Linked DNA regions of Homo sapiens: regions 1, 2, 4, 5, 6 and 7 are each linked to region 3. A link is a contact called in ENCODE Hi-C or POLR2A ChIA-PET data. All regions are on one chromosome and are shown on one strand. Each heading gives the region's core, a stretch centred on a gene start or an enhancer-like site at or near the end of the contact. The rest is flanking DNA. Distances are from core to core; before and after follow the strand shown. Region 1 holds the start of CNIH1 (cornichon family member 1). Region 2 holds the start of HIF1A (hypoxia inducible factor 1 subunit alpha). Region 3 holds the start of ARID4A (AT-rich interaction domain 4A). Region 4 holds the start of SOCS4 (suppressor of cytokine signaling 4). Region 5 holds the start of MAPK1IP1L (mitogen-activated protein kinase 1 interacting protein 1 like). Region 6 holds the start of FBXO34 (F-box protein 34). Region 7 holds the start of GCH1 (GTP cyclohydrolase 1).

What was found. Hi-C counts contacts between places; a loop is a spot of excess contacts on that map. ChIA-PET counts read pairs that join two places held with the same protein, here RNA polymerase II (POLR2A). Pooled maps may share reads with other maps.
Region 1: a pooled map shows a loop between it and region 3 (9-fold over the local background). The contact joins the promoter of CNIH1 here to the promoter of ARID4A in region 3. A Hi-C loop is called at or near these places in 6 of 50 pooled maps.
Region 2: a loop to region 3 is called in a map of naive thymus-derived CD4-positive, alpha-beta T cell, with 4 times the contacts of the local background. The contact joins the promoter of HIF1A here to the promoter of ARID4A in region 3. A Hi-C loop is called at or near these places in 1 of 168 maps with a recorded cell type or tissue (naive thymus-derived CD4-positive, alpha-beta T cell) and 7 of 50 pooled maps. POLR2A ChIA-PET finds 5 or more read pairs at or near these places in 1 of 52 experiments (activated B cell).
Region 4: a loop to region 3 is called in a pooled map, with 10 times the contacts of the local background. The contact joins the promoter of SOCS4 here to the promoter of ARID4A in region 3. A Hi-C loop is called at or near these places in 6 of 50 pooled maps. POLR2A ChIA-PET finds 5 or more read pairs at or near these places in 2 of 52 experiments (OCI-LY7 and common myeloid progenitor, CD34-positive).
Region 5: a loop to region 3 is called in a pooled map, with 10 times the contacts of the local background. The contact joins the promoter of MAPK1IP1L here to the promoter of ARID4A in region 3. A Hi-C loop is called at or near these places in 1 of 168 maps with a recorded cell type or tissue (sciatic nerve) and 10 of 50 pooled maps.
Region 6: a loop to region 3 is called in a pooled map, with 9 times the contacts of the local background. The contact joins the promoter of FBXO34 here to the promoter of ARID4A in region 3. A Hi-C loop is called at or near these places in 2 of 37 single-sample maps with no recorded cell type and 6 of 50 pooled maps. POLR2A ChIA-PET finds 5 or more read pairs at or near these places in 1 of 52 experiments (GM12878).
Region 7: a loop to region 3 is called in a pooled map, with 11 times the contacts of the local background. The contact joins the promoter of GCH1 here to the promoter of ARID4A in region 3. A Hi-C loop is called at or near these places in 5 of 50 pooled maps.

Annotation. Positions count from the first base shown.
Region 1 is chr14:54,439,951-54,442,650 of GRCh38, forward strand. CNIH1 (cornichon family member 1) reads right to left here and starts at 1,424. Exons shown (of 5, transcript NM_005776.3): 1 at 1,297-1,424. The coding sequence starts at 1,377. RefSeq lists silencers at 898-947, 958-1,317, 1,358-1,627 and enhancers at 1,033-1,831, 1,708-1,767.
Region 2 is chr14:61,694,148-61,696,847 of GRCh38, forward strand. HIF1A (hypoxia inducible factor 1 subunit alpha) reads left to right here and starts at 1,366. Exons shown (of 15, transcript NM_001530.4): 1 at 1,366-1,692. The coding sequence starts at 1,658. HIF1A-AS1 (HIF1A antisense RNA 1) reads right to left here and starts at 1,676. Exons shown (of 2, transcript NR_047116.1): 1 at 1,560-1,676. RefSeq lists an enhancer at 685-1,054 and silencers at 1,125-1,424, 1,725-1,824.
Region 3 is chr14:58,297,162-58,299,861 of GRCh38, forward strand. It overlaps ARID4A (AT-rich interaction domain 4A), which reads left to right and starts at 1,394. Exons shown (of 24, transcript NM_002892.4): 1 at 1,394-1,539; 2 at 2,637-2,699. The coding sequence starts at 2,694. PSMA3-AS1 (PSMA3 antisense RNA 1) reads right to left here and starts at 976. Exons shown (of 4, transcript NR_029435.1): 1 at 794-976. RefSeq lists enhancers at 624-1,347, 644-1,063, 1,084-1,133, 1,244-1,333 and a silencer at 1,964-2,483.
Region 4 is chr14:55,025,789-55,028,488 of GRCh38, forward strand. SOCS4 (suppressor of cytokine signaling 4) reads left to right here and starts at 1,448. Exons shown (of 3, transcript NM_199421.2): 1 at 1,448-1,683. It overlaps WDHD1 (WD repeat and HMG-box DNA binding protein 1), which reads right to left and starts at 1,311. Exons shown (of 26, transcript NM_007086.4): 1 at 1,240-1,311; 2 at 923-1,015. The coding sequence starts at 999. RefSeq lists enhancers at 1,133-1,660, 1,661-2,187 and a silencer at 1,289-1,338.
Region 5 is chr14:55,050,283-55,052,982 of GRCh38, forward strand. It overlaps MAPK1IP1L (mitogen-activated protein kinase 1 interacting protein 1 like), which reads left to right and starts at 1,365. Exons shown (of 4, transcript NM_144578.4): 1 at 1,365-1,521. RefSeq lists enhancers at 727-1,416, 956-1,155 and silencers at 1,186-1,425, 1,776-1,935.
Region 6 is chr14:55,270,067-55,272,894 of GRCh38, forward strand. It overlaps FBXO34 (F-box protein 34), which reads left to right and starts at 1,355. Exons shown (of 2, transcript NM_017943.4): 1 at 1,355-1,471. It overlaps FBXO34-AS1 (FBXO34 antisense RNA 1), which reads right to left and starts at 2,012. Exons shown (of 2, transcript NR_184222.1): 1 at 1,816-2,012. RefSeq lists a silencer at 1,407-1,906.
Region 7 is chr14:54,901,464-54,904,163 of GRCh38, forward strand. It overlaps GCH1 (GTP cyclohydrolase 1), which reads right to left and starts at 1,363. Exons shown (of 6, transcript NM_000161.3): 1 at 858-1,363. The coding sequence starts at 1,200. RefSeq lists silencers at 548-607, 618-667, 1,078-1,717.

The DNA.
Region 1 (2,700 bases), core at 174-2,673, 3.9 Mb before region 3:
CTCTTCAAATTACTGCTCCTACTGACAAGCATTCTGAGGTAGCAGTTATTTCCGACACAGTTAATAGCCTACATAAGTATTCCTGATTACAATAAGCAGTCAGGTCCTAAAATAATTGTAAACATAATCACACTGCTTAGCAAAAAGGAATGGATTTGTGATATGCTTCCACTTTCGAGACTTTTTTGCACAAGACGCTGCTGCTGTTTAATCATTCTGCCCCTCCGTATGTTTCATAGAAATCCTTGTTACTGGCATGATGAAACCTGACTTAAAATCTACGTAAGAGTGAACGCGGTCATTCAAATTAAAAGCAACATTCCAGAAGGCACTGGAATATGGGGAAAAGAGAAGCAAGTATGAGATAAATTTTTAATGAATGATTTCCAGAAGGCTCTCAAGGCTTTTAATTTTGTGCTAAAGCAACAGAAATTCTTATCTCTGTAGAACTATGTCACAGGGAACTTACGACTTTTTCCTTAGAGGGACCAGTAAGGCTGTGCTTCCACCCTGCAATAGTGATGATGATGTGTGTAACAGAAATAAATACTGCCCCAGAAAAGCTTAAGGTTTCTGAGCATCTCAAAATCAAATGAAAACTCCCTCTACTAAATCAAGCAATCCTGAATATAAGGGTGGCTTGGAAAGCTGCCTGTTGAAACTCCAGCGGTCAAAGTATGATTTGGGGGGGAAACGCGCACATGCAATCAACAAAGTAATCAATTGAACTTGCATCAAAGTTCACCAGGAAACAACAATCTGGAAAAAGAGAAAAAAAGTGATTTGATTTGAAGAGCACCGAACAAGTGCTGAAAAGTAGAGTTGGAAATTCACCCTAAGTAGGTTACATTTTGGCCACAGTTCTGTGGAAACCCTAAAAGAAAGTCAATCTGTATTAACAAAAATTCGGAAAACTTCATTCACACTACGGCCGTCCCACCGCGCTGTCGACATCCTCCCCGGGAATGCAGGGCCGCGGGCCGGCAGAGGTCGGTGCGAACGCAGCGCGGAACCGCGGGCGCCCGCCTGGACCGCGGCCGCCCCATCCAGTAGGGGAGGAGTAGCGGTGCGCGCGGCCTGTGCCGAGGCAACGCGGGCGCGTCCACCTGGCGACTGCGCGCCCCGGCTCCTCCAGTACCCGCGGCCCCCAGACCCCTCGCCGCGCGGCCCGTGCCAGCCGGGCCGCATCCCCGACGCGCAAAGCCCCGGCGGCCGTGGCGGCCCGGACCGCGGGCCCGGGGCGAAAAGAGGCTGTGTTGCCGCCTCGCCCTCCTTTCCCCAGCCCCAGCTACTCACGTGCCAAATGGCGAAGAAGATGAGCGCGGCAGTGAGCAGCAGCGCCAGCATGTAGCAGAAGGCCGCGAACGTGAACGCCATGGCTGGGGAGGAGGAGCGGGGAGCGGCGCCGTTGCCAGCGGAGAAAGGCGGCGCAGGGCCCTCTGGGTAAAACCATTCACTTCCCCCGGCCACAGCCGCGACCGCCACCGCTACCGCCGCGGCGCCAGCCCTCTCAGCGCGCCTGCGCACCAGCCCAGCCGCCCCGGCGCCCTCTGATGGCCGGAGTCTGCGTTGCACTGACATTGTCCGCACAGTTGTTGATTGATTTTTCCTTCCTTCTTGCGTTTATTCTTTCAACAAATATTTATTGAATGAATGCCTAGTTTGTTACAGGTACCGCGCTTCTCGCTTCAGATACAAAGATGAATAAGATAGTACCTGCACTGAAAGAACTTAGTATAGTGCCGGAAATGAACACCTAAATAAATAATTACGTTATTATAACCCCGTAAACGGATGTGTGTGGGATGCTCTGAAAGGTCAAAGAAGGACAGCCAGCCCGCCCTGGAGCATTTAGGCAGGATTCCTGCTGTAGGTGTTTCCTAAGTTGGCCTTAGATGATGATAAGTTCTCCAGGCAAAAAGAAGGTAGAACTGGCAGTCCAAGGAAACAGTTCAGAATGAGGAAACGCAACAGAGATGGAAAAAAGAAAAGAAAAATAAAGCTTCGTGTCTCAGGTGAAACCAGCAGCAATTCTGTATTAATGGAACCTAAGTGCAAGACAGTGGTGAGACTTAGAAATGAATTAGCAAGGGATCAGATCATAGAGGGCCTTATAATGCTTCATTACGGAGCTCAGACTTCTTATCCCATAAGCCCAAATTTTTTGCTCACCACACACAACTAGAAAGATTTTTTTCATTGCAACCCAGTGGAATATCATACAGACATCAAGTTATGAAGAGGTGGAAATCTAGTTATAGAGGCAAAGAAATATAGATATGACCAAAACAAAAATTTCACAAAACTGTACTAATGATCCATAAGTACTTTCCCTTCTCTCTTTTGCTACTTGTTTTTAATGCTGGTCTTAACACACAAAATTGATTCAAAATTGATTTAACTTTCCATTACAACCATTTTTAAAAGAAAAAAACTCTATTAACTGATTGCTGCTGATGGAAGAGAAAATCATTGAAGGCTTTTGAGCAAAAGAAGACCATGTTTAGATTTGCATTAAAGATCGTTCACCTAGCAAATTGCGTAGAATAGTTTAGAAGCAGGGTCTGTCCAGTGCTGTGCAATAGAACCTTCTGTGATGGTGAAAATTTTCGATACCTAAACATTGCCCAATACAGTAGCCACTAGCCACATGTGGCCATTGGGCACTTGTAAATTGTCTAGCATGACTGAGGAACTGAA
Region 2 (2,700 bases), core at 116-2,615, 3.4 Mb after region 3:
CGTGAAGATCAAAAATTTTCTAAAGAGACGGAGTCTCGCTACGTTCCCTAGGCTGGAACACCCAGGCTTCTCCAGCCTCACACCTCTGAGTAGCTGGAACCACCCTGTCCGCTAAGGTCAATGTTTAATCGTATCTTTGTAGGTCTACTGACCAGTTAAAAAGAGGTGCTGTATACATTGGTTGTTGTCTTGTCAGAGTTTGATGCTTCTATATAGACCATTGTTTTTACATGCTAATACAATTGAAAGCCACTACAGATATTTATATTTACAACCCAAAGCTAGGTTTTAACAAGAAACTCATAAGGCAAAGGTGAGAAGTAAAATAATTTAGCGCCAAGTGGAGATATATGTGCAATGCTACTTTGTTGGGCTCAAAACATATTTTTCTTTTAGAAGACTGACAGGCTTGAAGTTTATGCCTCCAAAGACAAAAGTGATTATGTTTTGTTTAGTAGCTTGCAAAGTTGCCAAAGGCCATTTTTTCTACTCTTTCCCTGAAATTGGTTTATATGCTTATTAAAGTCATTTATACCTATTTGCAAATGCTTAACATAGTTTCAGATTTTAAGATTTCCCTGCAACTTTATTTCCCTTGAAGTTTACAGCAACAGGAGTTCATTTTTATTTTTAATTGCATTTATTCAGTAAGTAAACTCCGCCACAGAAAAACTTAGTAGACAAGGTGAGTTCCCCTGTGCTCCGTGGCAAAGAGTGCGGTGGGTGACATTGACCCATGGTTAGGTAATCTGGTAAGGAAAGACCCCGTTGTAACACATCTGAGCAACGAGACCAAAGGAAGGGCTTGCTGCCACGAGGCGAAGTCTGCTTTTTTGAACAGAGAGCCCAGCAGAGTTGGGCGGCAATCGTGCCCAGCACTGAGGCCGAGGAGAAAGAGAGCAGGAGCATTACATTACTGCACCAAGAGTAGGAAAATATGATGCATGTTTGGGACCAGGCAACCGAAATCCCTTCTCAGCAGCGCCTCCCAAAGCCGGGCACCGCCTTCCTTCGGAGAAGGCGCAGAGTCCCCAGACTCGGGCTGAGCCGCACCCCCATCTCCTTTCTCTTTCCTCCGCCGCTAAACACAGACGAGCACGTGAGCGTCGCAGCCCGTCCCAGCTGTGCCTCAGCTGACCGCCTCCTGATTGGCTGAGAGCGGCGTGGGCTGGGGTGGGGACTTGCCGCCTGCGTCGCTCGCCATTGGATCTCGAGGAACCCGCCTCCACCTCAGGTGAGGCGGGCTTGCGGGAGCGCGCGCCGGCCTGGGCAGGCGAGCGGGCGCGCTCCCGCCCCCTCTCCCCTCCCCGCGCGCCCGAGCGCGCCTCCGCCCTTGCCCGCCCCCTGACGCTGCCTCAGCTCCTCAGTGCACAGTGCTGCCTCGTCTGAGGGGACAGGAGGATCACCCTCTTCGTCGCTTCGGCCAGTGTGTCGGGCTGGGCCCTGACAAGCCACCTGAGGAGAGGCTCGGAGCCGGGCCCGGACCCCGGCGATTGCCGCCCGCTTCTCTCTAGTCTCACGAGGGGTTTCCCGCCTCGCACCCCCACCTCTGGACTTGCCTTTCCTTCTCTTCTCCGCGTGTGGAGGGAGCCAGCGCTTAGGCCGGAGCGAGCCTGGGGGCCGCCCGCCGTGAAGACATCGCGGGGACCGATTCACCATGGAGGGCGCCGGCGGCGCGAACGACAAGAAAAAGTAAGCCCATTCCCTCGGCCCGCCGCCTTCTCCCCCGGCGACCCCGCCCGCCTGCCCGCCCTGGGCTCCTGGGCCGGCCTCGGCGTTAATGGGATTGGGGGGGGCAGCCTTTTTGTTTCTGCTGCTGCTCCCCTCCCCTCTCTTCCCCCAACCTCGCCGGCCGGGCTCCCCCGCTGTCCACGTCGCCATCTTGTCGTGGGGGGTGGGAGACGCCTCGAAAGTGCTTTCAGGGGCCGGGGTCTGAGCCCTGCTTGCCCTCCCCGCCGGCCGTGGGGGCCTCGCGCCGCCCACCTACCCGCCTCAAAAACCCAGCCTGCTCTGTGGCCCCATCCGGAGGGGACTTTACCCAGCCTGAAAACCCCGGGAAGAGAAATGAGCTGCAGCTCGGTAGCCGCGGTTTGCACCCGGAGCTTCCGCTCCTTCCCGCCCCCATCCTCTCCAGTTCCATTGAAAACTCGGCCCTGGGGCGGACCCTGCACGCTGGTCCTGGCTTTCCAGTGGACTTGGGGCCTTGAGTTCCCGACTGAGGGACTCGCGTGGTCGGATGCGATCTTGTCCTGTAGTTGTCCAGCCGTCGCGGGTGTCTTTGCCTTTGTGCATTAGGGATTTGCCGCGATGGCCTTAAGATGCGAACTTTTTAGTTTGCACGTGCAGGTTTTGTTTCGTTTTAATCGCCTTGAAAAACTTGCCTAGACTGAGAGTCAGAGTAATGGGAATTTAGGGAAATGGCAACATTTTAAAGAGAACTTCAGAATTGGATACTTGAGTTCATATCACCTGTCACGAGAACGCAGATATTATAAATGAATATATGCCTCATTCATTCTTCAAATAATGAAAATGTAGGGGCTGGTTAAATTTAGGCAGTTTTAATGATACTGAAAAAAGTATATGATGAGTGAATGAAATGCGGCACTAAAATGTTGCAAAAATTTTCGAACTCTGTCTCATTTTCCTGAAATTGAAGTATATTAAAGGAAAACCGTCAACATATATCTAAAGTAAGTA
Region 3 (2,700 bases), core at 144-2,643:
TGATTCTGCTCGGCTGTTTTCTTACTGAGAAAATTTAGTCCACGTGGATTACTGACGATATGTCACATTTTAAAAATTACTCCATTCTATAAAACTAGTCAATTTTATACTCCAATTCCGCTATTTAAAAATGTGTGTTTCGTTTAACAGAATATAAGATGTTAACAGAAAAAGATCAACGTCTATCTTATCGGGGACGTCCTTTTGTCTAAGATGTTTTCAGTCCCTGCAAAACCACTGTTTGCTTTCAAAAAGTAGCATAAGCCTCGTGCAGAGTGACAGACCCTTGTCTAAGGTCACAGAAGAAGCGTCTGCGCTGGCAAGTAAATTCCTCAGCATCCAGAAAGCCAGCGCTTTCTCCAGTTTCCTCATAGCTTTATCCCGTGAGGAGCACGCGGAAACCTCTACCCATGCAGGATGTTTCTAAGAACCACTTCTTCCCTGTCTTAACTAAGAAGGCTCCCACAGCTGGTGCCAATCAGGTGGAGAACATGGCAAGTCCCCGAAATGCACTTCCAAAGACAGGAAAGATTGCAGTGGGACAGAACCCAGAAAATCTCTCACATTCTCGAAAACCCGAAAGAGAACCTCCAAGAAAGACGTTTGCCTCTCCTCCACCTCTTTATCTCGGCGGGAGAGGAAGCCTCGCCCCCATTCATCCCGCCCCTTCTCCCCACCCCGCCGCAGGGAGAAGTTTACCATGGCTGCCTGCGGCCCCTTCACTTCCGGTGCCGGTGCCGCTAGGGCTGCGCCATCCCCCCAGTCAATCGGACAACCATAGCCTCCAACTGACCTTTCTGACAGCTCTGAGACTCCTCCGGCCACGACTAGGTGCTGTCCTGGAGGAAACGGTGGAGGACGGCCGCACAAAAACCAATCTACCTGATGAAAACTCCGTTCCCTTCTCGCCAGAAACATAAAATGCGATGGAGCTACGGCCACCGCTGCCGAGACAAAATGGCGCCGACAAGCTGGTTTAGCGCAAGCGCCTTGGACAGACCCTGCCCCGCCCCCGTGCAAGCCCCTGGCTGCAATTCTGGGTTCCGTTTCCATGGGACACTCCGCCGCCAATCCTCGTGTCGAACTGCTCTTCCTGACCCCTCAATTCACCAATCAGTGCCCAGTCAAGCACATCCGGAGTCGTCTCTACCAATCATTTCTCAGGACTTGCTTACTCAATAACCAACTCTCCAATAAAGTTGGTTTTCGGAAAAAGCCAATCATAAGTGGAAGATGTCCTACCTGCTGTTTTTCTCACCAATCCATGAAGTTTCACAGCTACATCCAATGAGGACGGCAGGTAGCGAGGTCCTATCCGAAGCTCTTCGGCGTCATGAGCAGCCAATAGGAGTTCGTGTAGAAGCGAGTCTGCTCAACAGCTTGTTATTTGGTGGATTGTGGCAGTAAATCGGGGCGAGTGGGGAACCCGGCGCAGGAACTGCAGCCGCGGCTGGGAGTGGTGCTGCCCGGACGGGGGCCCACGGAGGTCAGAGGGGAGGAGGACTCTGGAGCTGACAGCGCGCACTTCACCCGCAGTTGGTAGGTGGGGAGAGGGGAATCCGGGGATACTGAATGGACGAAGTGGCAGTAGCAGCAGCTGCTGCTGCCCGAGGTCCCGGTGCAGTTGGAAGCTTTGGAGGTGGGGAGAGGGATGCTAGGCAAGTGGCACGGCGAGCGCAAGGGAAGGGGCCAGCCATTGACCAGCGGCAGCAACTGCAGGAACCGCCGCCGCAGTTGCAGCCGCCTCCTCGTCCGCTTCCTCGGGTTCCCGGGAAAATGGCTGTGGGGCTGGCCGCGCCGCTAAGTTTGCTTCCGCGCGGTGAAGAGCGGGCTGCTTGGGGGAGCCGTCCCCCAACTCCGCGGCGCGTCCACCTCTGCGGAGTCCGTGGCAGGACTCGAGGGGCTACGAGCTGATACCTCTCTGGGCTGTACAAAAAGTTGAGGCGGGCGCTGGGAGGAGGCAGCGGCTGCTGCGGTGCGGCTCCCCTCCCCTCCCACACCCTGTCCGGGCCACCTCCCCTCCTCCTCCCCTCCGCCCCCCGCCCCCTCCCCCACGCGGGTCCCCCGGGGCTCTGGCGGCTCCCGGCTGAAGGCCGCGGCCCCTGCCCCTTTGGGTGAAGGAGCGCTTCTCCTTTCTGACATGGTGCAGAGCGAAGGAAGGAGAGCAATGGCGCCGTGACACTCCGCTGCCGCCACCGCGGGCCCGGGGCGGGCCGAGGGGGCCGAGCGGCGGAGGCGGGGCGCGGGCCGAAGTCGGGGTATCCGGGGGACCGCGGAGCGGAGGCTCGGCGGTCGTCTCCGCGGGGGACCTGGGGAAGCCCGAAGGGAGCTCTGGCCTTTTCCGGAGCTATCTGTCCTGGAGCTCCGAGTTGAGCATTCCGGGTCAAAGTGGCCAGCGAGGCGGGGGCGCGGTGGGCCGCTGGCGAGCTCCGGGGCGGAACGGGCTGCCCTTTGGCGCTCGTGGGGTTCTCGCTGCCCCCTCAGCTCCTGCGTCCTGGCTGCCCTCGTAAGGGGTCTTGTCCCTTGGCTGGTGAGGATTCTGCCCCTCCCCGCTGGCGTTTGTTTACTTTCTTTCCCTTGGTCGCTCCCCGCAGTTGACTGATTATGTCTGTGCCTGTCTTTCCCCCTCCCCATAGTTCTAGCGACTGCGAAGATAGCTCGCTGAGCTGGAACCCCACAGATCACCAACAAAAATGAAGG
Region 4 (2,700 bases), core at 198-2,697, 3.3 Mb before region 3:
CCATGATCCCTGGCCCCATTGGGCCTTTACACACAGTATTGCCTCTGCTTACTATGCCAACATCACCACCCCACCGCCACCACCACTCATCTCTTTATACTGCTTAATGCCTGCTCCGTCTTCAGATGGCGTCTCAAGAAACACTTGTCCAAAGAAGCCTTCCCTGACTCCTTTAACTAGATGAGCTTCTCCTCATACATGTTTATCACTGCACATATTACTTGTTTCTAAATACACATTTATTTTTGTGATTAATTTGTGTTCAATGCCTGTCAATCCAAAAAGACCTTAAGCTCAAAGGAGGAAAAGACTGTGTCTGGTTCGCTCTATTCTATCTGTAGTCCCCAGCAAAAGAGACACACAAGTATTTTTTCAATGAATCAATCAACATAGAAGCGACAGTGGAAGCCGTGCAATCGAGCAGTAGTGCGTAAGAATGGGACTTGGAAAGATAAAAGGGACCAGAATAACCGTAGGAAAATATTATAGTTTAGGAATCAGAGGAAAAAATTGTTTTAAGCCGTCAAAAAGTTAAAAAAAAATAAGCAAAAAGGGAAATAGCATCACTAAAGGCATGGAAGGATATCATTCCAAACAGAACAGGCCACTGAATTTGACAAGTAGGCAGTAACTAGTGATCTGACAAAATTAATAATGTAAGATGCAGGGAAGGGGAAAATATATGGAGAGAAGCTCGCATCTTTCCAACTCCTCTGGAAGTACGATTATAACTTTGTCGATATACTACAACTACCATGACGGCCCGAATCAAACAATAATCTAAAGAAATATGTGTGCCATTTTAGATTTCAACATTATTCCTCTATCCGCATGAGTCATTTTTAGCTGACTGCACATATAAAGTTTAAGGATAAATGTTTTAACATTTGCACCTAAAACGTTGTTTCTCAAAGAACCTTACCTCCCAGAATCATCAAAACAGACCTCCGTGTGTCCCTCTGTATGCCCATATCTCATTGGCTTCCGTGTGGCAGGCATGTTTTCCTTTACCTATCTGAAAATGTTTTATAAAAGCCAGTCTTATTATTTCAAAAGAGAAAAGCAGCGAGGCTAGGGATAGGAAGAGAGCTTAGTCTCCTCTAGGGCCCGTTCTCCGCAGCCCGGTTTCCCCCACCCGAGTGACACCAGCGGGATAAGGCAGAGGGTCTGTCAGACAATAAGCCGGAAAGGGAACACGCATCTCCTTGGTGGACGCGGGCAGCCGGAGTGGGGACTCACCCGGGTGACCGAGCCTCCGCCACTGAGGATCCACAAGAGCTGCTTCCCGCGCTTCGGCTCGCTCACCACACTGCGCCTGCGCCGACCCGCCCACGCCCAGCGCAGGTCCCGACAGAGGTCGCCGGGTGGTGGCGTCAGCTGCGGCGCCCTCCGCGTGGAAATTAGCCGGTTGCCCGGGCAAATCAGGGAGGAAGGGAGGGAGCTGAACACGGAAGTGGTGGCGGCGCCCAGGGAACCGGCGGAGGCGATGACCGTGACGGCTGGGTTGGGACCGGAACGCCGAAGCGGGGTTGGGGGTGGCAGAAAAGCATCTGCTTTGTAAGACCTACACGAGGTGCAGGAGTGGTTGGGCCTCCCCTCTCCACTTAAGCAAGCGCCCAGACTGATGGCGATGGTGATGGCAGCAGTTACTCGCACAACCCCAGTTAAGCTGCGCTCCGGGAGGTGAGTGGGGGAAGGGTGGCCGCTGCCTGGCCTCGCAGGCCGGGGTCTTGTTCCTGCCCTCCAGGCTCTCCTCCCAGGAAACAATATCCGGATCCCTAAAAGGATCCGGTCTCTTTCTTGGGGCCCAGTTAGCAGACAGATCTTTGAGCATCTTCTCTGGAAAAGAAGGCGAGATCTTCTAGAGCCTCTAATCTTGGCATCCTTCGTGCCCTCACCTTGTCGCTTCTGTAGAGATAAAGAAGGAATGACTTAATTTCTGTTCCGGTTGGTTCTCTTGGTACCTGAAGGTATAATTAATTAATGCTCAATTAATGCTTATTCTTTGCGACTCTATATATCCGTTATGAAGAAAGTAACTTGTGTTCTCTATTCAGATCCCACCTAAAGTTTACTGAAGTGAATATTTATAACCAAAAGAAGAGTTATAACTTAGTAGCCTTGAGCACTTACATTTGATCCATGCAATATCTGCTAAAGTCTTGGCCACTAAGTTTAAGTTTATGCTTTTCTTGTATCTTCATTCTCCATATTGGTACAGCAGCCTGTGATGAAAACCTTCAGAATGATATTCTTTCATTTGTACTTATCTTTGAGAATTTTTCTGCGTTTTTGTGATACCTTCCAGTATCAATCACATTTATTTTATTACCTGAGACGTTTTTCTGTTGAAGAGGTTTCCCTATTGTTTTTTTCAATCTAGTTCCATTGTGAAAAGTTGCAAACACACAGGCAAACCGTCGTGTTCTTACCGTGGGTGGCATTGTGTGAGGCGTTGTTTTTAGTACTAGAGCTCCAGATAGCCTTGCTAGACGCTGAGGTTTGTATATGAATGAAGAGGAAGAATGATTGGCTTAAAAACAACTTGGGATTTGTGGAAAAATAACCCACTGTTGATCTCCCGAAAGAGCAGTGGTACCAGAGATGATGCTTTCTGAGTGACCTAATTTTTTTTTTTTGGAGATCATTTGTTTTTTGGATAGACTGGCTTATAAATTTTTTCGTTCAAGTAACAATATC
Region 5 (2,700 bases), core at 115-2,614, 3.2 Mb before region 3:
TTTTTCAGTGTGAGAATTGTGTGTGCTGTGGAAAACATCCAGGGATGTCTTCCTTTAAACAAGTTCATGGTTAAATGGCCACCCACTCACTCACTAATGCCTTACACAAAGCAAGATGCAAGTGTACCACATACTTTTAGGATATTTTTATATCTTAAAAAATGTATATTGGCCGGGCACAGTGGCTCACGCCTGTAATCCCAGCACTTTGCCGAGGAGGGCGGATCACAAGATCAAGAGATCGAGACCATCCTGGCCAACGTGGTGAAACCTCGTCTCTAAATACAAAAATTAGCTGGGCAAGGTAGCGCGCGCCTGTAGTTCCGGCTACTTGGGAGGCTGAGGCAGGAGAATCGCTTGAACCCGGGAGGCGGAGGTTGCAGTGAGCCGAGATCGCACCGCGCCACTGCACTCCAGCCTGGCGACAGAGCAAGACTCCGTCTCAAAAAAAAAAAAAAAGTATATTGCATATATGTATATATTTTGCACACCATATAATTATCACGACATCTTTATTGCTAGTTAGTAGGTTCCTTGACTGGGGTCATGTCATCTGTGCCTGACACAGGAGGTAATGTTTATTCAGAAATGAAGATGGCGGCTGGGCACGGTGGCTCACACCTGTAATACCAGCTCTTTGGGAGGCCGAAGCGGGCAGATCGCTTGAGGCTAGCAGGGTGAGACCCCATCTCTATCAAAAACACAAAAATAAGCCGGATGTGGTGGCACATGCCTGCAGTCTCAGCTACTCGGAGGCTAAGATGGGAGGATTGCTTGAGACCAGCAGGCAGAGGTTGCAGTGAGCCGAGATCGCGCCACTGCACTCCAGCGTGTGTGACAGAGGCCCTGTCTCAAAAACAACAAAAAAGAACATGGGAGAAGAGGCATTGATGAGGAAAAATCTACAAAGAAAGCAAATATCAATTTGTCAAGCTATTTGCAAACGTCTTCCCTTTCCTGTATTAATATTTTCCCTCTCCCCACTTTTGGCCCGAGGATCTGAGTCCTCGGGTCAGGCCGAAATCAGACCGCGTCCATACCCAGCCTCCTTCGAGGCCTAGCTGTAAAAACCGCTGAGCAAAAGGAATCCAGAATCAGCCCTCAAGCAACTCAAGACAAGTTAGCAATTTCCGCCGGGAAGCCGTGAACATCGGCAGCCACTGGCGTTTCCTCCGAGTCCTCGGAACTCCGGAAACTCTGGGAGCTTTTAGCCCGCCCACCAGGGGAAAGCGGCCCGGAGCCGGCGCCAGGTGGAGCCCATCCCCCTAGGCCTGGCGGGCCGCAGTACCGCCAGGGGCCTGCGGGAGGCGCACGCGGCGCGGCCTGAGGGGAGGGGGAGAACGGGCGGAGGCGGTGCGCTCGGCGCTTCCTGTTCCGGCGCCAGGAGGAGCCGCGCGCTGCTGGTGCTGTTGCCGCCGCTGCTCTAGCTGCCGTCAGTCAGGCTGCGCCCGCGTCTTCAGGGCCCAGTCCCTCGGACCCATCGCCGCTTCTAGACCCTACTGCGGTCTCGGATATTGCCGGGTGAGGCTGCTTCGGTACTAGTGGGAGTCGTGAAGGGGAATCGGGGAGCTGGGGTTGCGGAGCCCGCGGGCGCGGCCAAGCGGGAAGCGGGCGCGGTGACCGAGGTGCATCGAGTCACGTCCAGTGCTCGGGCCGTGGTCGCCTGCCTGGCACCAGGACTAAGCGTTTCTATCGGTCGCCTTCCTCCACGCTGCGGGCTGCCTGGGGATCGCCCCCCAGGGAGAAGGTGTCGGAGGCCGCTGACGTCGCGCCCGACGGGTTTCTGGGCGCCTGACGTCAGGTCTGGCTGCGGGGCGGGGCGGGCGCGGGCCGGCCCCTCCCCCACCCCTTCCCGGCGGGCGCGACCCGCTAGGAGGCCGGTTCGCTCCGGTTGATCCCGGACTCCCTTTGTTCGTGCGTCCCTAAACGGCTGCCGGCCTCGCGCCCCTTGGCCCCGATTTCCCCTCTACCCCCACCCTATTACACTCATTCATTAATTTTTAATAAAAAGGGAAAGGCCTGAAAAGATTCTTACAAGAGTCTCGGGCGCTTGTTAATCCGCAGTGTGACAACGTTCTGGTTATGACTTACTAGAGGAATTGCTCACGGATACATTAGATGAATACCCAGGGCAAACCACGAGAAGGGCAGAATTCAGTGATCTCCTTTTTTAGGACTGAGGAGCACATACCTGCGATAGCGTATGCATAGCTGGACCGTTTTCCTCTTTACCTTGAAAAGCAAGAGTACAGCTTTTAATAGGTAAAGATTCCAGTGTTAAAGCATGAAGCCAGGCTCACTCGACCGCAAGAATTTTTTTTAGTTTTACTACTAGAGAAATACACACCTGGGGGTTGTAAAGGTCTGTTTCGAAAAGGAACCCTCATTACAGGCAAAGGTAGCCTTCAGAAACATTTCATAAGTTCTTTGTTCACTGGTGTTCTTTGGGGGAAGAATAGAAATTTTTCATGCTGGCATCTCTGAGCCCACAATGCAAAGCGAGTTTGCTTCAGAAACTTGGAGTGAATTGCAAATATTGGAATGTTCTTTTCCTCACTCCAGGCGGAATGGGTAAAATCCATCCCCAGTCTCTTAACTGAAACTTTTGAAGCTAGTGTGTTTTGAATTCAAAAATACTTGGATTTTATCTTCATCTTTTTAGAAAGTCATGTTAGACGAGAGATAACACCCCCAGCAGAG
Region 6 (2,828 bases), core at 105-2,604, 3.0 Mb before region 3:
TTTTTTTTCCTTTTTGAGATGTGAGCCACCGTGCCTGGACTTCCCCTCTCCAATTTTTATTAAAAATATGTATATAGATAAAGGTCTAGATGGAGATACTGAGTGGTTATTTCTTGGTGATGAGATTATGGGAAATATTTTTATTTTGTTTTTACGTTTTAATATTTAAGATTTTACACATATATTTTACAACAGTAGTTTTATAATTGGACAAAATTATTTTTGTTAAGGACTGGCTAAAATCAAAGTTGCTGGTTTAAGTGTAACTTGGTACAACCTTTTAAAAATCATTTGGCAGTTTGTATTAGTAACTGTGAAAGTGTTGATAGTCTTTTTCACCTAGTAATTTCACTTTTGGGTATCTTTAAAAATCTACATTCATGAAGATGTTCTATGATTTCTTTATAATGGCAAAAAGTGAATGAAGGAAACAAGTTATGTCCAAAAATAGAGAATTACTGCAGTAAATTTTATGTCCACTTAATGTAATTTTATGCAGCTGTTAAACTGGTTATGAAGCTTATGTGGAAATATGAGGAATGCTTATAAAAGTGAAAAGAGGATGCAAAATCGCGTACAACTACTATTACAGTGTAGTAAAATATATGTGATGGGGCAAAAGGTCTAGAAGAAAATACATTGTCCTCATGTTTTTCAATGTGGTTAATATTATTTTCACAATGAAAACAATAATAAGCTTAAAGATTGGGAATCAAAAGTTCCTCACTGGCCCTCTGATTTGAATATAAAGTGTTAAAAATTTATATCCATCATTAACCAGCCCTTAAGCTTCTACAGACTTTAACAGTTTCGTGTCAGCCTCAACGTTTATCTACTTTCTGACCGGTATCCCTGCCATGATTTTCATAGGAAAGAGAGTCAGAAGGGACCTTTCCAATTTTGTCATTTTACAAATTGAAACTCTGAACCCCAGCCTTCCAAGCTAGCAGCAGAACCAGTATGAGGATCCAGGTCTACTAGGTTATCTAATAGTATCTGAGACCATTTACAGCTTCAGGTCCACCCACGAATATTCATAAACTTGACATGTCTGCTGATTGAACCCTGGCGTCACTACCCTTCTTGGCTGGCCTGGGAGGTTTGATTCCTTTCCCTACAGTCGTGCTCAAACTTTCATTCTCTACCACTTGGGGGCCGCAGACGCGTCATCCAGGTCTCCCTTTTCACTTCCCCCTTCCCGCCCCCAGTGTCCGGCAGGGGGCGCCGTGAAACTCTGGATCCGTGGCCCCTCCCCCGGCCAACCGTCGATTGGGCCGGCGCGTGACGTCACTCCGTTTTAGCCAAACAAATGGGTTTCGGGGCGAGCGTTGGGCGCCGCCGCGCCGCGCTGGGTGCTCGGTCCGACTCAGCGGTGGGGAGTGAGCCAGGCCTCCCGCCACCGCTGCTGCCGCCACCACTGCGTCGGGCTGGTGCAGCCCCGGGCCAGGCCGCGGCCGGGGCAGGAGCGCAGGTGGGTCCGGGCCGAGGTGGGGCGTGGCGCGAGGGCCGCGCGACTGGGGTCCGGCGGCGGCCACCGTGGCCGCTCCCCGCCCCCTACCGCCGCCTGCCTGCGCTCCCGGGGCGCGGGGCGGGTGGGGGTGGGGGCGGGGGCGCCGCCCGCGGGTCCGGGGTAGGGACCCGGCCGCCTGCGCCTCCTCCGGTGCGGCTCTTTCCGCGCGCACGGCCCGGGCGCTGAGCGTCCCCGCGGGCCACGGAGGGTCGGGCGGGTAGGGAGCGGGGTCCTGGGTCCCCGCTGAAGCCGAGGAGATTCACGGATAGGCCGTGAGCTTGCACCGGACCGGCGCTCCCACTTACGGGACCCAGGGCGGTGAGGAAGTCAGCCTCTGGACTGGGGTCGCCTCGCCCCTGTCGCGCCCTCCCGGGCTCGGCCACTCTGCCCTTCCCTGCCCCAGCGCAGGTGAGCTGGCGCTTGTCCTTAACCTTCTTCAACGACGAGGCGGGACGGAGGCTCGGACGCCTCCCCAGCCTCTGGGCTGGCGCAAGTCGACTGCGGTTCGTCCTCAGTCCACGATGAAGTCATAGGGCTGTGGGTCCGTGTGTCTGTGACGTCAGAAGATGGGTCCTGGGATGTCACTGCAGGCCCGGGCGGGGACCTGGGCTCACGGAAGGGCCGGGGGGACCCGCAGGGTAGAAAAAGGAAGTTGTCTTCCACGAACGCTTGGAATCGCAGTGGATTTGAATCGAAAGTTGTTCGGTATCAGCATTTTGCAATTTTAATGTAATAGTTGTCAATTTCTTTAACTTCTTGTCCAGCAAGCGTTGCGAGTACAGCTCAGTATAAGACATTTGATTTAGAAAAACTTAAGTCAGGGTAGGAGGTTTTTTGGAGGGTGTAATGTAAAAAGCCTTTTAGGAAGCTAAATTCGTAGTTTGATAGTTTGCAATCAGAATTACTGAAAAAAAAGAGAACCACTTCTAGTGTTGATAAATCAGTTTGCTTTTTTTTTTTTTTTTTAACTGGACATCTATCTGCTTGTTAGCATTTTTTGTTAGAAAATGGCCAGGAGGAGGGAGAGTGGATCTTACATGATTTTTTTTTTCTGTTGTAAAGGGAGGGAGGAGTTTGAATTAATCCAACATTTGTCTTAAATAATAATTACCTGAGGAGTTAATTTATCCAGGTTGTCCCTATCCCACCCTATGGTACCATGCTACCACCCCATGCTACCATGGTTTAGAAGTCAGCAACAAGCTGTTTTCTTGCTTTCTTACTGAGACCCGGCTATAACTTAATATAAAAACATATTCCAGGACCGCTTGTCTGGATAGGTAACTAAAATTTTGTCTGTAGTGCTTTTAAATATGAA
Region 7 (2,700 bases), core at 113-2,612, 3.4 Mb before region 3:
TGATTGCATCCCCACCCTCTGGGTGAAAAGCCGACACGCCTCAGACGCTAACAGCACCGGGTCAACCCGGCTTTATTTTAGGGTGGGAGGGTGCGGGGATGAGACTGAGTCCTGGAACCCACGGAGCCCTCCGAATCCCGGAGTAGCTTTACTGCTTTTTGCGGGGTTGGGGGTGGGGGGAGGAAACAGATTTCAGCAGCAAACTCACCCAATCAACCTCACACCTCAAACTCCGGGGAAGCCCGTGCCCAAAATTGTGCCGAATTTTGTAAATGTCCTGAACTGGAGTAAACTTGAGGTGGACAAAAAAAAAAGCACAACTCTAAGACTCCGATCCCCTGGCAAATCAGTGGGAATGCAGGTCCCCGAGGTTTCGGGGAAGGATCGCGCCGAGGCTTCAATCCAGATACACACCCTGACAATGGGATCTCAATAAGGAACTACCCAGGAAGCCGTCGCCGCAGCAAGTGCCCAGGTGATCCTTATCGTGGGCAAGTTTGGAACCGCAGGTACCCCGAGAATCCCGCGCTGGGCGCTCAGGCGAGAGGGCTCCGGGCTCCCGTCCACGCCCACCCGGGGCGTTCTAGGAGGGCTGCGCGCTGGGAGCGGGAAGGGCCCCTGGAAGGCGGCTGCAGCGAGTTCCGGGGCTGAGAGGTCGCTGCCACCCAGGAAGCCCCGACTGTGCCCCACGCAGGGCCTCGGCAGGGCGGCAGGCTAGGGCGGGTTCGGAGGTGACAGCGCCCGGCTTCCTGCGCCAAAAGTGAGGCAACTCCGGAAACTTCCTGGAGCCGGCGCGCGTTTCCTGCAAGCACCGCCCCCGCCGCCCGCACGCTCTAGCAGCCCGCGGGCGCACTGACCTGAGATGGTCTCCTGGTAGCCCTTGGTGAAGAACTGCATGGCCGAGGCCGCCCTCCAGGGCGTCTTGAGCAGCCCTTGCCGCTGGGGGTTCTCGCCCAGCGAGCTCAGGATGGACGAGTAGGCGGCTGCCAGGTTAGGGAGGTTCAGCTCGTTATCCTCCTCGCTGCGGGGCCGCTCGCCCTTCCAGCCGTCCGCGGGCTGCGCGCTCTTGGCCTCGGGCCGCGGGGGCTTCTCCGCCGGCCTGCTGGGCCCGGGCCGCGGCGGATCCCGCTCGGGGAACCCATTGCTGCACCTGGCGCCCCGCGGCTTCTCCGCCGGTGCCCGCACAGGGCCCTTCTCCATGGACCCGCCGCAGCCGCTGCCGTTCGGGAAGGACCCCGGGGCGCTTCGAGGTCTGCGGCTAAACTCCGCCGGTGGCCGCGGACAATGGGCTGTGGCCGGAGTCACCTGAGGAAGGTACGCAACCTGCTTAGATCACACTCCGAGCCGGGAGCGGCCACAGGCTGGAAAGCCCGGCCGCGCCTCCTTTTTATGGCCCGGCGGCTCAGCCTGCGCCGCGGAGCGCTCCCATTGGCCGGCCCCGCCTCGCGTCACGGCCCTCGCCGCGCCCCTCGGCCTCCCGCCCCCGGGGTCCCCAGCAGGGGTCGCGGCTCCGGAGACGCCCGGAGGGGTTCGCAAGCGCAGGGAGGGAAGGAAAAGGGCGCCGGCCCCTAGGATCAGGCGGGACCCCTCCACTTATTGCGGAATGAGCCGAACCCGAAAAGAGGCAGTCGTCCAGGAGCTGGGATCTCAGTGAGAAAGACGCGGTCTGGGCGCCCAGTCGCCCCCTCTTCAGGCCAAGAGGGCGCTGCATTGAAGGGCTCCGGTCCCCTCGCCCTGTGAAAGATCAGCAAACAGGTGGCCTTGCCTGGAGAGAGACCGAGTTAAGCCACCGATTAGGAACCAACTCTTAAGCTTTCAAGGCAAGAGAATAATGTGACTTCAGACTCTTGGGTTTAGTTAAAAACGCACCTGCCACCTAGGGGCCAGGTGGCACCGCTGTCGGGGCAAGTGTCACATCAAGTGGCCCTTATGTGGGTCCCTATGTCTAGAAGGATAGGATTTATGGTTGCTAGAACTTTGATCCTGGAAAAATTGATTTGCAAACGAAGATAGGACTTTCACTTAAAATCCATTTCCGTCGGTGGCTCACGCCTGTACTCCCGGCGCTTGGGGAGACCGAGGCGGGAGGATCGCTTGAGGCCAAGAGTTCGAGACCAGCCTGGAAAACATAGCAAGACCTCATCTCTATAAAACCCATCGCATTTTCTAGAAACGCAGTTGTGCAGATTTGGTGCTCAATTGTTTTACAGTTCCATGCAAAGCGTCTTTCCCCAGATGTTGGTACAAATTGTGAAATGCTATTCACCAACTGAACTCTTAACCAGTGACATCTGCTGTAACTGTTTTCTTTGAGATTAATAAATGGACCTTTTTCCTCACTTGAGGGATTATCTCATAATGCCGAAGGTGAGCTTTAAAACATGTATCAAAATAATATTTTTTTTCTTTTTTTTTTTTTGAGGCTCACTTCATCCTCCGCCTCCTGGGTTCAAACGATTCTCCTGCCTCAGCCTCCTGAGTAGCTGGGATTACAGGCACCTGCCACCATGCCCGGCTAAATTTTTGTATTTTTAGGAGAGGTGGGGTTTTGCCATGTTGGCCAGGCTGGTCTCGAACTCCTGACCTCAGGTGATCCACCTGCCTCGGCCTCCCAAAGTGCTGGGATTACAGGTGTGAGCCACCATGCCTGGCCTAATGTAGATTTTCTGACATAGAAGCAGGTATTAATAGGCTTAGGAT